Regions from separate parts of the Homo sapiens genome. Here region 1 is linked to region 2. The links are chromatin contacts, found by Hi-C or POLR2A ChIA-PET in ENCODE. All regions are on one chromosome and are shown on one strand. The core of a region is the stretch at or near the end of the contact, and the rest is flanking DNA. Distances in the headings are between cores, read along the strand shown. Region 1 holds the start of MTMR2 (myotubularin related protein 2). Region 2 overlaps MAML2 (mastermind like transcriptional coactivator 2).

The links. A loop is a pair of places that touch in the nucleus more often than their neighbours do. ChIA-PET counts read pairs that join two places held with the same protein, here RNA polymerase II (POLR2A). Pooled maps may share reads with other maps.
Region 1: a pooled map shows a loop between it and region 2 (2.6-fold over the local background). The contact joins the promoter of MTMR2 here to the enhancer-like site in region 2. A Hi-C loop is called at or near these places in 2 of 50 pooled maps. POLR2A ChIA-PET finds 5 or more read pairs at or near these places in 2 of 52 experiments (BJ and CD8-positive, alpha-beta T cell).

Annotation. Positions count from the first base shown.
Region 1 is chr11:95,920,240-95,926,097 of GRCh38, reverse strand. MTMR2 (myotubularin related protein 2) reads left to right here and starts at 1,991. Exons shown (of 15, transcript NM_016156.6): 1 at 1,991-2,223. The coding sequence starts at 2,144. RefSeq lists enhancers at 1,774-1,903, 1,964-2,013.
Region 2 is chr11:96,108,945-96,114,983 of GRCh38, reverse strand. The region is part of intron 1 of MAML2 (mastermind like transcriptional coactivator 2); the gene reads left to right. Among named protein-coding and RNA genes, the nearest start is that of MTMR2, 190 kb to the right of the region's middle. Within about 2 kb of position 1,648, at least 7 of the 41 ENCODE cell types and tissues checked have a DNase peak (open chromatin) inside an H3K27ac peak, as active enhancers do.

The DNA.
Region 1 (5,858 bases), core at 742-3,241, 190 kb after region 2:
ACATATAACCTATGCATACCCTCCTGTATACTTTAAATCAACTCTAGATTACTTATAATATCTAATACAATGTAAATGTTATGTAAATAGTTGTTATACTGTATTGTCTTCTATTTGTATTATTTTGTTTTTTACAATTTTTACAAATTTTTCAATCTGTGGTTGGTTGAATCTGAGGATATGGAACCAACTGTGATTAATTTTTCTTATATTTTAAAAAAGTTTTGGTTGGTGATGGTTTGAAAATTAAAAACAAAACACTGTTCCTTCTTGCAGATAGTTTGAGAAAAAACAGCCCAGATTATAAATTGAAAAATTAATAACTTTTGGTGAGGTCCCAAGTTAACCATGTTTTTTCATTTTCTTAGAGTTCATTAATTAATTAGAGTTCACTAATTAATTTCCAGCTGATATTCTTTGCTTGTGTTTTCACTCTGAGAAGTTACCATTTTACCAGTCAGGTTAGAAGTCAAGCAGTAAGTTCAGTGGAAAAACAAGTAATAATAAATCTACTTAGTGAGACCGTACTGTGCAACCGACTCTGCACAGAGAAAAACAACCTATTACGTAGATATTTTTATTCCCATTTTATTCCCATTTTAGAGATGTGAAACAACTTAACCACAGCACAGAGCAAGTGTAGAGACAGAACCGGGATTCCGATGAAGATCTGTCTGGTTCCAAAGTCTCTACACTTTTACTACACTGTTCTTTATTAATCACTAGATAGAACCATACACATATTGTTACATCAGGCAGAAGGTTTCGAGGGTTCTATTAACAAAGTGCTACGAATGAACTGGGTGGAAGAAAGTACATAGGTCTCCCATTCAAGGGTTCATCAGCCTTCACTAAGGAAATTTAAGTCAAAGTAGCTGACAGTGAGTCAGCATTTTGGAAGGCAGGTAGAGATGGTGAAGAAATAAGGAAATTCTTCTATGAGTCATGATAGATATTTAAGCTTGTTAAAAAATGTTTTTGACTACCTACTCCCTTTGCCTACAGAGTCCAGTTAAGGTATCTTAAAAATTATGGAAATAAAAACAATCGGTCGCTGTCTGTCCTCGCCAAACTCAAAAAAGGCTAAGCCTTTTGTGCTTAAACACATACTCATCAGTAACTATTCTACCTTACACTGAACATAACTAAGCTAGGTTGTTCTTCTTGGGAATGTACTTGCAAGTTAATACTGCACTGCAACTATAAGGTTTTTTAAAAGACATCAGTTGTACATTATAAATTAAATCTAGTTTAAATCAATATAATTCAATTTATCCTAGCAAGGAAGTTTTTTAAGGATGGTCTGATTTTTTTTTTACAGGAATAATCTTTGCATAATTTTACACCCCATACATGAGATGATTAGGATTCAATCTCAATCAGAAAAATCCCTTTATGGTGTCCTTATGGCTTTCCTGTATCCTAACAGAAAAATCCTAGCAGAAGCATTTCCCCTTTACCCAGTTCCTGTTCTCTTATCACAGTTCTATTCCTCCACACTCCCTTCCTGCTAGGCACGGGAATTTGAAAGGGCAGGGAAAAATCGGTGAAAGTTTGTCTTCTACTTGGGTAATCCAACACCACCGCATCCAGTAGTATATAATTCTTTTTGCATGTATATCAGATCCTCCCCAATCCCTCTCCCATACCTCTTTCTCACTTTTCTCTCATTATCCGGTCCTCTTGTTTTCCTTGACCCCCACATTCCTGTCTAAATCATCCTCCTGGCCTCAGGTCCTTATCGCCTTCCTGAGACCCTCATGTTTAGTGTTCCCTCATTCCTCTTACACCTAGGATTTCTCCTCCTTCCATAAGGGTCTGGTCCTTCATCCCTCCCGCTTCACCAGACCCCCTCACCCTGGGAGCCGCCACCTCCCTTTCCCCAAGACCAGATGTCGCGCGGCCGGACACAGCCAGCACGGAGAGTCGATGCCGGCGTCTGAGCTGCGCAGTGGGGTCTTCCCGCTGCCCAGCAGCCTACAGGCGCGGTGCACTCTGGGGGAACATGGCCGCTTCCGGTCTCCCTCCCGGGCCGGCGCTGGCCTGACTGCGGCCCCGGTCCGTAGCACTCCGCCCTCCGCTTCTCCCGCCCTGTAGCCGCGAAGACTGCTTCAGCCTTTCCCTGTGCTGCCCCTGCCGCGCGATGGAGAAGAGCTCGAGCTGCGAGAGTCTTGGCTCCCAGCCGGCGGCGGCTCGGCCGCCCAGCGTGGACTCCTTGTCCAGGTAACCAGGACGCCCAGGGCCCCGCCCAGCGTCCGAAGGGGATGGAGAGGGGCCGGGGACCTGCTGGATTGTTGCCCCAATTCGCGGATTCTGGTTTCTGAAGGCTACGCCGGAATTCCTTCCCCGGGACTTGGGAACCACTTCTGCCTCCCTCCCTGGGGCGTGGAGGCTGAGGAAAAGGAGGTTAAAACTCGCTGCTTCTTTATCGATTCCTCTACCTTTCATATTCCGATCTCGTTTTCTCCCCGATGGAGGTGGTCCCAGTTAATTACTTTCTCCTGTCTTTCATTCCCTCTCAAACCTTTTTTAAGACAGTTCCCCCCGCCCCCATTCTTTTCCCCACATTTCCTGTCTTTCTCTGTCACTTTTTCCAAAACCATCCTAAAGTCAGTCTTTCCTCCTCCACCCCTTCTTATGTCTTTGGTTTTTGGGTTCTTGCCCAGCCCTTTTCTCTCTTTTCATGGCTTCACCTTCTTAATTTCTTTCATGCTTTTCTCTACACTCTGATTTTCTTCTCGCCTCCCTTTTTGCTTAAATATGTAAATAAAAATGTCTCCTGTGCTTCTCTTTTCTAAATCTTCCAGCTGAAAGTCAGTATCAAGGAATCTGAGTGGTTTTTATCCCCAGTGATAGGTTTAAGAAAACAAAATGAGTGGTAGTTTTCTTCCTTCTTGGGCTACTGGTTCTCCACGTTGTCATTTCTCTTGTAACAGATGGGAATTTTATCCTGGAATTTTGAGGAGGACTTTATGCAGCTTTGCAGAGAGCTTTTATGAATATTAACTAGACGCGTTTTGGATGCAGTCTTTTTCTTTGATTTTAAAATAATGATTTAAAAATTTTTTAAAAAATAATATAAGACCTGTATTTGCTTTTTATGCAGCCACGATGAAATCTGGTTCTTTTCCACTGAATAATAGTCTAATTGTTATTAGAGAGTGATTCGATAACTGCTGTGTGAAAACACACAATTTTCATTTTCTCCTTCAATCAGTTGAAGTGGCTCTATTATAATTCATTTTGGATTCTGCTAAATATGGGTAGTTATTGCCTTTTTTCCTGTTGATGTTCAGCACCTCACTGGGGAACCACTGTCTGATCCCGTCATTCTACATTGCCATATGCACTCATAGCTCCCTGCACAGTCGTTTTTCAGAGTCTTTAATAAGCACACTATAATTGTTGGCTTAAAGTGCCTTTTCTACCAGGTTATAAGCTATTATACTTGAGGGCAATCTTAATCATCTTCATATCTCCAGCACTTAACATAGTCTCAGCATGTGATAGGTGCTCACTAAATGGTTTTTTTTTTTTCGAATTTGTAGCCTGAATTATCCAGGAAAGGAGGATTTTTCTTTGCAGTTTGATTATATATATTGCACGTTTGAATCAAGTATTTTTTGAATTCTGTATTTATTGCTTTGAAATTTGGAAAGCTGAGGATTAACATGTTCAGTTGTGTAATTCATTCAGAAAACAGGTTGGAAAATTCGAATTTTATGGGAAAGTTACAAATGACAACTATGCCTCAGAATAGCATAAGAGGCAACCAGTACTCTCATCCAAGGCAGAGAAGTTAGAACCACATGAAGCAGCACAGTATGTTAGAAAGAAGGAAGTACTGGAAGTTAGGAAGCTCCCATGCTGAAGTCTCTGGCTGAGCTAGCTCTTTGGTCTTTTCATTTAGACTTTCTAGTCTACAGTTTTCTCATCTTTTAAAATAAGAAGCTTGATCTAGAAAATCTGTAAGGTCCCTTGGAACTCTAACATTGTCATTTTTAAAATTTTAATGACAATACTAAGATGAATGCATTGATATTAATTTTAAAGATAATTCCTTTGCAAATAACCTTTGTTTTGGATTTTTGCAATTACACGAAATAAGTGTCCTTTATTATTACAAACTAATATACCTAACGGTGCCACTTGAACATATTTATTTCCTAAAACAGAAAGCCCAGCAAGTATAAAGATTATATATGTATATGAACTTCTCTATAAAAAATTATGTTACTGACAAATTTGAGAAAATTAAGTACTCCTCGAGAGAATTGTGATATAGTAGATTAGCCTAATCCTCTCTGGACAAAAATATAAGTATGATTCCTATTTTCCATAAGAGAATGCCAGCTTTCATTACTCTCCTCTGGAAGGTAGAAAAGTAACATTTACTTAATGTCTACTGTATGGAAGTTTCCCTGCTAAATTCTATGTATCTTTTATTTCATTAATCATCATACCTGTTTGTGGCACTCTCCTTAATCAACAGTATGTAATAGATACATTATAGACACTAGTTAGAAAGCTTAATTTTAAACAATCTAGGCTAACACTTCATCGCAGGTGACTCTAATACATTGCCAGTGTGGCCTGCTTTGGTCTCATAGCTATGTTAAGTGTCTATCTAGATTGTTTAAGTTATTTCTTTTGTTTCATTAGCCTTTGACAAAGCAAAATTATTGCTGTTTGGCCTATATTATCTCAGTTTTTGCAGAAATGATTCCCTTAAATTGTAGTTTATTTTTATGCTTTCTGTTTTTATACAGAGGCCTAATTGGGAAACTGCCTTTGGAATTTGTTTTGATATCTCTGGCAGAATAATAGTTAATATTGTTAAATGTGTCACAGAATGTTTTTCACACATGCATTAACATAAATTTCTGCTGAGTTTAGCTACAAAGAAAATTATTTATAGAAAAAATTATGTATGCTCCTTGTTTGTTAGTAAGTGGTAACTATATAACTGCGTCTTTCTCTTTAGCTTAGTAAAACTTTAGTCAAATTTATATCTGAAGGTGGTAATATACTCATCTCTAATTTCTTTAAGTACTTTTATTATTACATGAACTCAAGTTAAATATTATGTGTTATGTTTAAATGTATTGATTAGATGTCTGAAGCCCTTTTGGGAAGTAGGAAGGATGATACACTAATCCATGTGGTTGCCCATTGTTTTTTGAAAATGACATACTTGGCCGAGTGCCATGGCTCATGCCTGTAATCTCAGCACTTGGGAGGCCAAGGTGGGAGGATCACTTGAGCCTAGGGGTTTGAGACCAGCCTGGGCAACATAGTGAGGCCCCATCTCTAAAAAAGAAAGACTTTTTAAAATAAGTAAAAATATTTTAAAAAATGAAAATGACATACTCCATTGAAGTTGGATTACAGGCTGTTGTGCAATCTGTAGTTCACAATAAACATGTGATGAGTCTTACTAAGTATCTGTAGTCATTTCAGAGTTCTCTTGTCTCCAGTTATGCCTTCTAGGTCATCATAGATCTGATGCTTTTGCCCACAAAAGGGCAATTTCATTCTTCATATGATATCCAGGTAGTAGTTTCCTAACCAGCTATAGTTATGTCATCCTGCATCTTTAAAAAAAAAAAAAAAAAAGTAATCGTCAGCTGGGCGTGGTGGCACGCACCTGTAACCCTAACTACTTGGGAGGCTGAGGTACCAGAATTACTTGAACCTGGGAGGCCAAGGTTGCAGTGAGCCAAGAACGCACCACTGCACTCCAGAGTGGGCAATAGAGTGAGACTCCATCTCAAACAAAAACAAAAAAAACAATAGTTGTCTTTGGTGAGTCCTGCTTAATATTGCCATACTTCAGTAAACTGTTCAGCAACTCTTGT
Region 2 (6,039 bases), core at 399-2,898:
TTCTAACCAACCTCCATACCGGCTGCCTCTGCCTCACTAGAGATCTTGACAACAGTCTTTTTGATCCCAGCCAGCTCACCTCTTCCCTCTCCACCCTCCCTACTCCTGTTTATTTCTTTGCCTATTGGGATCAGAGTTCTTGGCTCTGTTCCACATTCCAGGTATACTTAATCCTTGCCATGGTAGCTCAGCAGATGGGGCCTGAGCCTTTTCTACTGACAAAGACACCTATGTGGGGCCCTCAAGTCTGCCATTTAACCAGTTCTCAAGGAGTTCAGAAAGGAGGGAGGCCGGCAACACTTTTCAGTATTCACAATTCCCTTTCATGGTGAGAGCCTCTCTGGTGAAACTTTAGATGCTACTTCTTTATTTCCAAAAATATTTTGGGCTTTCCCATCAGCACAGCCAACAATATAAATCACTAAGAGTCTAGGGAGGGTGTGAGTATGTGAGATCACAAGCTACAGAAGCCAGAGGCTGTAAAGTGGGACTTGCAAAAGCAGAGATAGGTGGGGTGGATTTGCATGAATTCATTTCAAACTGAGGTTCTGAGTGGGGAGGGAAGAGGGAGTGAGAAGGAACAAGAGCTAAGGAGATTAGGATCAAACGATGAAATTAGGTGACAGAAACTGAAATCTGGTACCTCTAGACTGATTTCTCACCAAGACTCTTGGTACCTTTCTCAGTCTGGAATATTTTTGCCCATAGCAAAGTCTGAACCATCAAGGAATGGTCAGGATTTCCCTCAGAAGACATGATTCCTGGGGCCAGGCATGATGGCTCATGCCTGTAATCCCAGCACTTTGGGAGGCCAAGGTAGGAGGATCACTTGAGGTCAGGAGTTCAAGACCAGCCTAGGCAATGTAGCAAGACTCTGTCTTTGAAAAAAATTTAACAAATTAAAGATAATTAAATTAGATGTTTAAAAAACCAAGGCCTGTTTCCCTGATTTTTTTTTTCTTCAAATTCTCCAACTCTGGAGATGGTATGTCAGTTTCCTAGAGCGGGGCTTCATCAAATGTTTTATTTTTATTTTTATTTTTAATTTTTCCAGTAGGTGTTTTCAACCACACTCTCTATGAATGACTTCAAATTCTCTCCATGAATAAATGAAGCATTGTGTACTTAAACTTATACAACCGCCTTCATATGCTTTCAGTGGTTTCAAGGCCTCAGTAGAGCTTAAAAATGTATAGCACTACATGCCCCCTTTAGGGAGTTAAGAGATGGGGGAGAGAGTAGTCTATGTTCCCTAGGGGCCAAACACCCTGGATTAAAGCCTCCTATTTTTCTTTTTCATCATTCGTAACCATTTCAAATGCAAACCCATAGAAAAACACGTTCCTTTCTCTTTTTTTTCTTTTCTTTTTTTTTTTTTTCAAACAACGGGGATGGAGAAACATTAGGAGCAGAGTAAAAGCTGTTCAGTGTGCTTGGATGACTCAGTCTAAAATAGTATTATAGCTTGGCAGCAAATCTACTTCAGGGAAGCTGGTGGGAGACTAAAATAAAAGTTAAATTGAGGGGGTAAATCATTTTATCAGGCTTAGGATTTTTACTTGATGTAATGAGATTCTCAATGTAAAATGAGTTAATATGTCTGCCTAAGGGCATAAATATTCAAAGAAAGAATTTGAAAATACAGACTCAAAGTAAAGAGCAGTCTGAAATAAAACAATGCAAGGCAGTGAAATTTTCCTCATGGAAATTTTGGCACAATATGCTTCCTTTTGAACAGCATGATTAAATGTGAGTAGCCCTAGCTTGTCGCTAAGAAAAAGAAAGCCTCAAAGTTTTTTTTTTTTTTTTTTGTCTTTTAAAGACTTTTCTATTGGGTTCTATTTTCCTCCTCCTCTTCCTCCTTCCCATCTATTTTCTAGAAAAACTATCCTTTTTTTTTGCCCTGCAAAATGCAAACTGAATTCAGATTGTTCATAAAAGATGAAGCCAAACATATTTCTGTATTGTTGCCTTTTTGCTCACTGATTTTCTGTGACTCAAATGCAGAGAGAGCCCATAGTGCAGAGGGCGAACTTTTGCTTAGCCCACAACCAGAAAGGGAAACCCCAGTGTTTCTTCTCAGCAGTTGACCAAGTGGCCCTCACACTTTCTTTCTTGCCTTTCTTTTTCTGTTTCTTTCTGAAAACACTTTCAATTAAGCCACCTATGTTCCTTATATCACAAAAAGTAATGAGTCAATCAAGCCTGTATTATCAGTTATTCTTTCAAATTAATAGGCTTATGGAAGAAAGGGATGGCTAATGCATAGATATCAGACACATAATCACAGAAGGTGAAGTTGGGGCAAGAGTGGGAGGTCAGAGGCCTATCCTCCTCTTACCTAGAAAGTAGAATCAGAGGGGAGGGAAGAATGGTCTCCTTCTGGTTCTGTGATGGCTTTTTATATCCTGTTAGTACTTCGTAGACTGAAATGATCTTCACACAAATACTCCTGGTGACATTTGTGTAAGTCAAGAAGCATACCCAGCGGCTCAGGCATTTTAGTCCAGCTACTCCCAGGAAAAGGAAATGGATGTACACAGGTTCTTGGGCGGAGCCCTGCTTTCACTCCAGGGCCTCTGAGAGGCAGGCCCGAGGCCATGCTCCTGAGATGGACACTGCCCCAGGTCATGCTTCATGCCACACAACATGGCTGCTGAGTTTTGAGCAAAAACCAGACATCAGACTGTCTTTGGGAATGGCCTAAGCCCATTTCCTCTTAATTGCTTTCTTCAAGGCCCTGTCAAGTCTGATCACTATGAAATTGTTTGGTTGGCCTTGTGGTAGAGAAATAGCTGTGTTATGTATAGAGTGCCCTATCCGATGGAAGCATCCACTGATGCTTCTGTTTCCATTTTTAAAAATCTTTTATTTTCACCATTTAATCTTTGACAATCTTGATATACTGATGTTTCTCTCTGGCCTTCCACGTGGCACAAGGATCTGCTTGTTTAACGAGCAGCATTTGTAAGTACTCAAGTAGGGGCCCTGTGATAGATGATTGTTACTATAGCAACTTTCTTTTTTTTTTAGAAAAAAAGAAAACTAACCTTGTGAATGGACACATAAGAAATCAAAAGAAATTAAAATGTTTCCCTCAGAGCAGAATATAGCTGGAATGCTGAAGTCTCCCTCAACCTCATGAAAAGATTTGTGTGAACAATTTCCATGCTTTGGATTGGGCATAGCCAGCTGTGGGCTCTGAATTCCCAGAATAATGTTTTAGTGTGAAAATCAAACACTTGTATTCTTTTTTCAAAGCTTTTCTTTAATTATGGAGGAGATGGCCAACATGTGGGACAATGTCACTGTCAAGCACCTAGAGGTTATGCGTATGCAGCATCTTACTTAAAAACCTCACATTCACATCTTTTAATGTGTTCCACCAATAAAGATGTGCCATTTCCTTTTCAGAGCTGTGGTCTTAGCAACTTGATGTCAGCTTTTTCAGCTCTCCCAGCAGGGAAATTCAGGTGAATTCCAAACTGTGATTAGAGAGATCTGAGTGGAGTTAAAAGGAGTCAAACAATGGGAAAGAAGAACACTCACACAGACACACATGCACACAGACCAGCTGCGCGCAAAGATAAATTGCATCTGCGTATGACTGTTGGCGCTTGTCATGAAGCAGTGAATTTGCTAGGAATAGGTACAGGTCAATGGGAGAGAAAAAAAATCTCTCTGCTGCCAAAAATAATAAAAAGGAGGAAAAAAGCACCTGTGACACTAGCTATCATGGAGGAAAAAAGGGTGTTACTTAATGATATTGAAAGTTTAAAAATATGATGGGAAGCAAAAGCAAGAAATAAAATGATGTGTGCTTACTATGTGAGCACAGATAGTGGAGAATGGTCTCAATTGATGCAGAGATGGATCAAGGGTTGTTGGATTGCTCTGTCCTTCCCACTACCCCTCCCCACTCCCTTATTTTCTGACCTCTGACTATATTTTCTTTGATGGAGAAAATGATAGGCTTGATAATACATGATAGGCATCCAAAGATCAAACTTTATTAGAGCCTTCTTATTCAGGAGCATGAAACTGTCTGGTCAAAAGCAAGTCCCATATGTGACCTTAATTTAACAAGCGATTAGACCCAATCCTGATGCTTTGAAATATCTTTGGTTATCAAGATCAAATAGGATACTATTTTAAATAGGCTTTTAGTATCCTCAGATTTCCTGAAAATATATGCTGCCAAAATTTTCATTCAACCCACTCAATGCCGTCCATCTCTTTTGTAAGTCTCCCATGGAGTATTTTTTTTTGTTGTTCCTTAAATAAGATTTTGCCATATACGTATATTTATTTGGAAATAAAACCCAACCAAAAGAATACCTGAATGCAACACCGATGCTTTCTCTGTAATATCTGTGTTTATTGTGGCCTGGCTTCTTTCTTATCTTTTCTGCTTCAGATGCATACGGAAGTTCCTATTACATACAACCTGTTTAGCTACTGCAGAAGAAACAAACTGTATGCCTTCCACCTAGTATTTGAACAAGGAATTGCAGCCTCTCTGCATTTCCTGTTGGGATAGAGAAAAGGAGGAAAATTTGGAAGACTAGGAACAACATAAAGTGAAAGAATTAGGCAAGATGGCGGAATCCTCCATTCTAGAATGTTTAACTTTGTACCTACAAAATACCAAGTATTGTACCAACTGCTGTGAAGTATTTAAAAATGATGAGGAAGTCTTCTACCCTGTAACTCTCTCTAGCCACTGTCCTCTCTCTCCTTCCTCCAGTAGAGCTTTTAAGAAGAAGAATCTACCTACTTTGTTTCCCTTTTTTTACCTTCCATCCACTCCTCAAAACATTGCAACTTGGCACCTGCCCCCAATCACAATCAAATGCCAGATGCCACCGATATGGCTCTGCCCTATCGCAGGTGACCTCTGTAGCATTTGACGAGGTTGCTCACTCCCTCCTTGAAACACTCTCTTCTTTTTTTCATAATCGTTCAGCTCTTCATCTCCTCCACTTTATTCCTTTCCTCCTAGCTCCTTAAATCTTGATGTTCCCCAGAGTTTCATTCCCACCCTTTTCTCTTCTTGTTCCTTGCAATCCATTTAGACACTCACAGCCACATTCATTCCTTCAACCAATGCTTATGTGCATTTCAACCCAATCTGCACAGACAGACCAAAGTTCGCTCCTGATCTGTAAACCTGAATATCTCACTAGCAGGGGATGTCTCCACTTACATGCCCCACAGACATCTCACATTCAACATGCCCAAACTTGAACCCATCGTTTGCTTGCCTGCCATCCCCATCATGAAACACACTCCTCTCCCTACATTCCTTTACTCAGCAGCAAATAACTCCATCATCTACCCAGTCACTAATCCGGAAATTTGTATTTAGTCCTAATTCCTCTCTCTCTGTTACACTTCCCACATGGAATTAATCATAAACTTTGTTTGGTTTCTGGTTCCTAAGTTCTTTCTCATTCTCTCCATGTCTGCTGCTACCACCTTAGCCCAGGTCCAGCTTTCACTCTCTCTTACTGAGTGCTGACACCTCATCCATCTTCAGGCTTAAGCTATCCTATCTCCCACCCACACGCAAATATTTGGTAGTTAGAGTTATTTTTCCAAAATACATTACTGACATGTCACTCCCCTGCTTGAAGTCCACTAATGCCTACCCACGATCTTCATAATGAAGCCCACGTTCCTCTGCATGGCGTCAAAGCCAGACCAGACTTCTGCATCTCACTGAGCTCACTTGTACCCATTCTTCCCAGGCCTGCTTGACTCTCATCCCTGCCCATGATGTCTAGTTCTCTGAGGGCCTACTTATCACTATAGTGGTTCCCTGGAATAACCCTCCAGAATGAAATGGATGTTTCCTCTACTGAATACATTTTGTAGAGAGCATGGATTTTCAGTCAGGAAAATCTGGTTCAATTACTGACTGGATGAACTTAGTCAAGTTGCTTATACATTTTTTTTTTTTTGAAACACTCAAACTGTTGCCCAGGCTGTTGTGCAGTGGCATGATCACTGCAGCCTTGTTCTCTTGGGCTCAAGCGA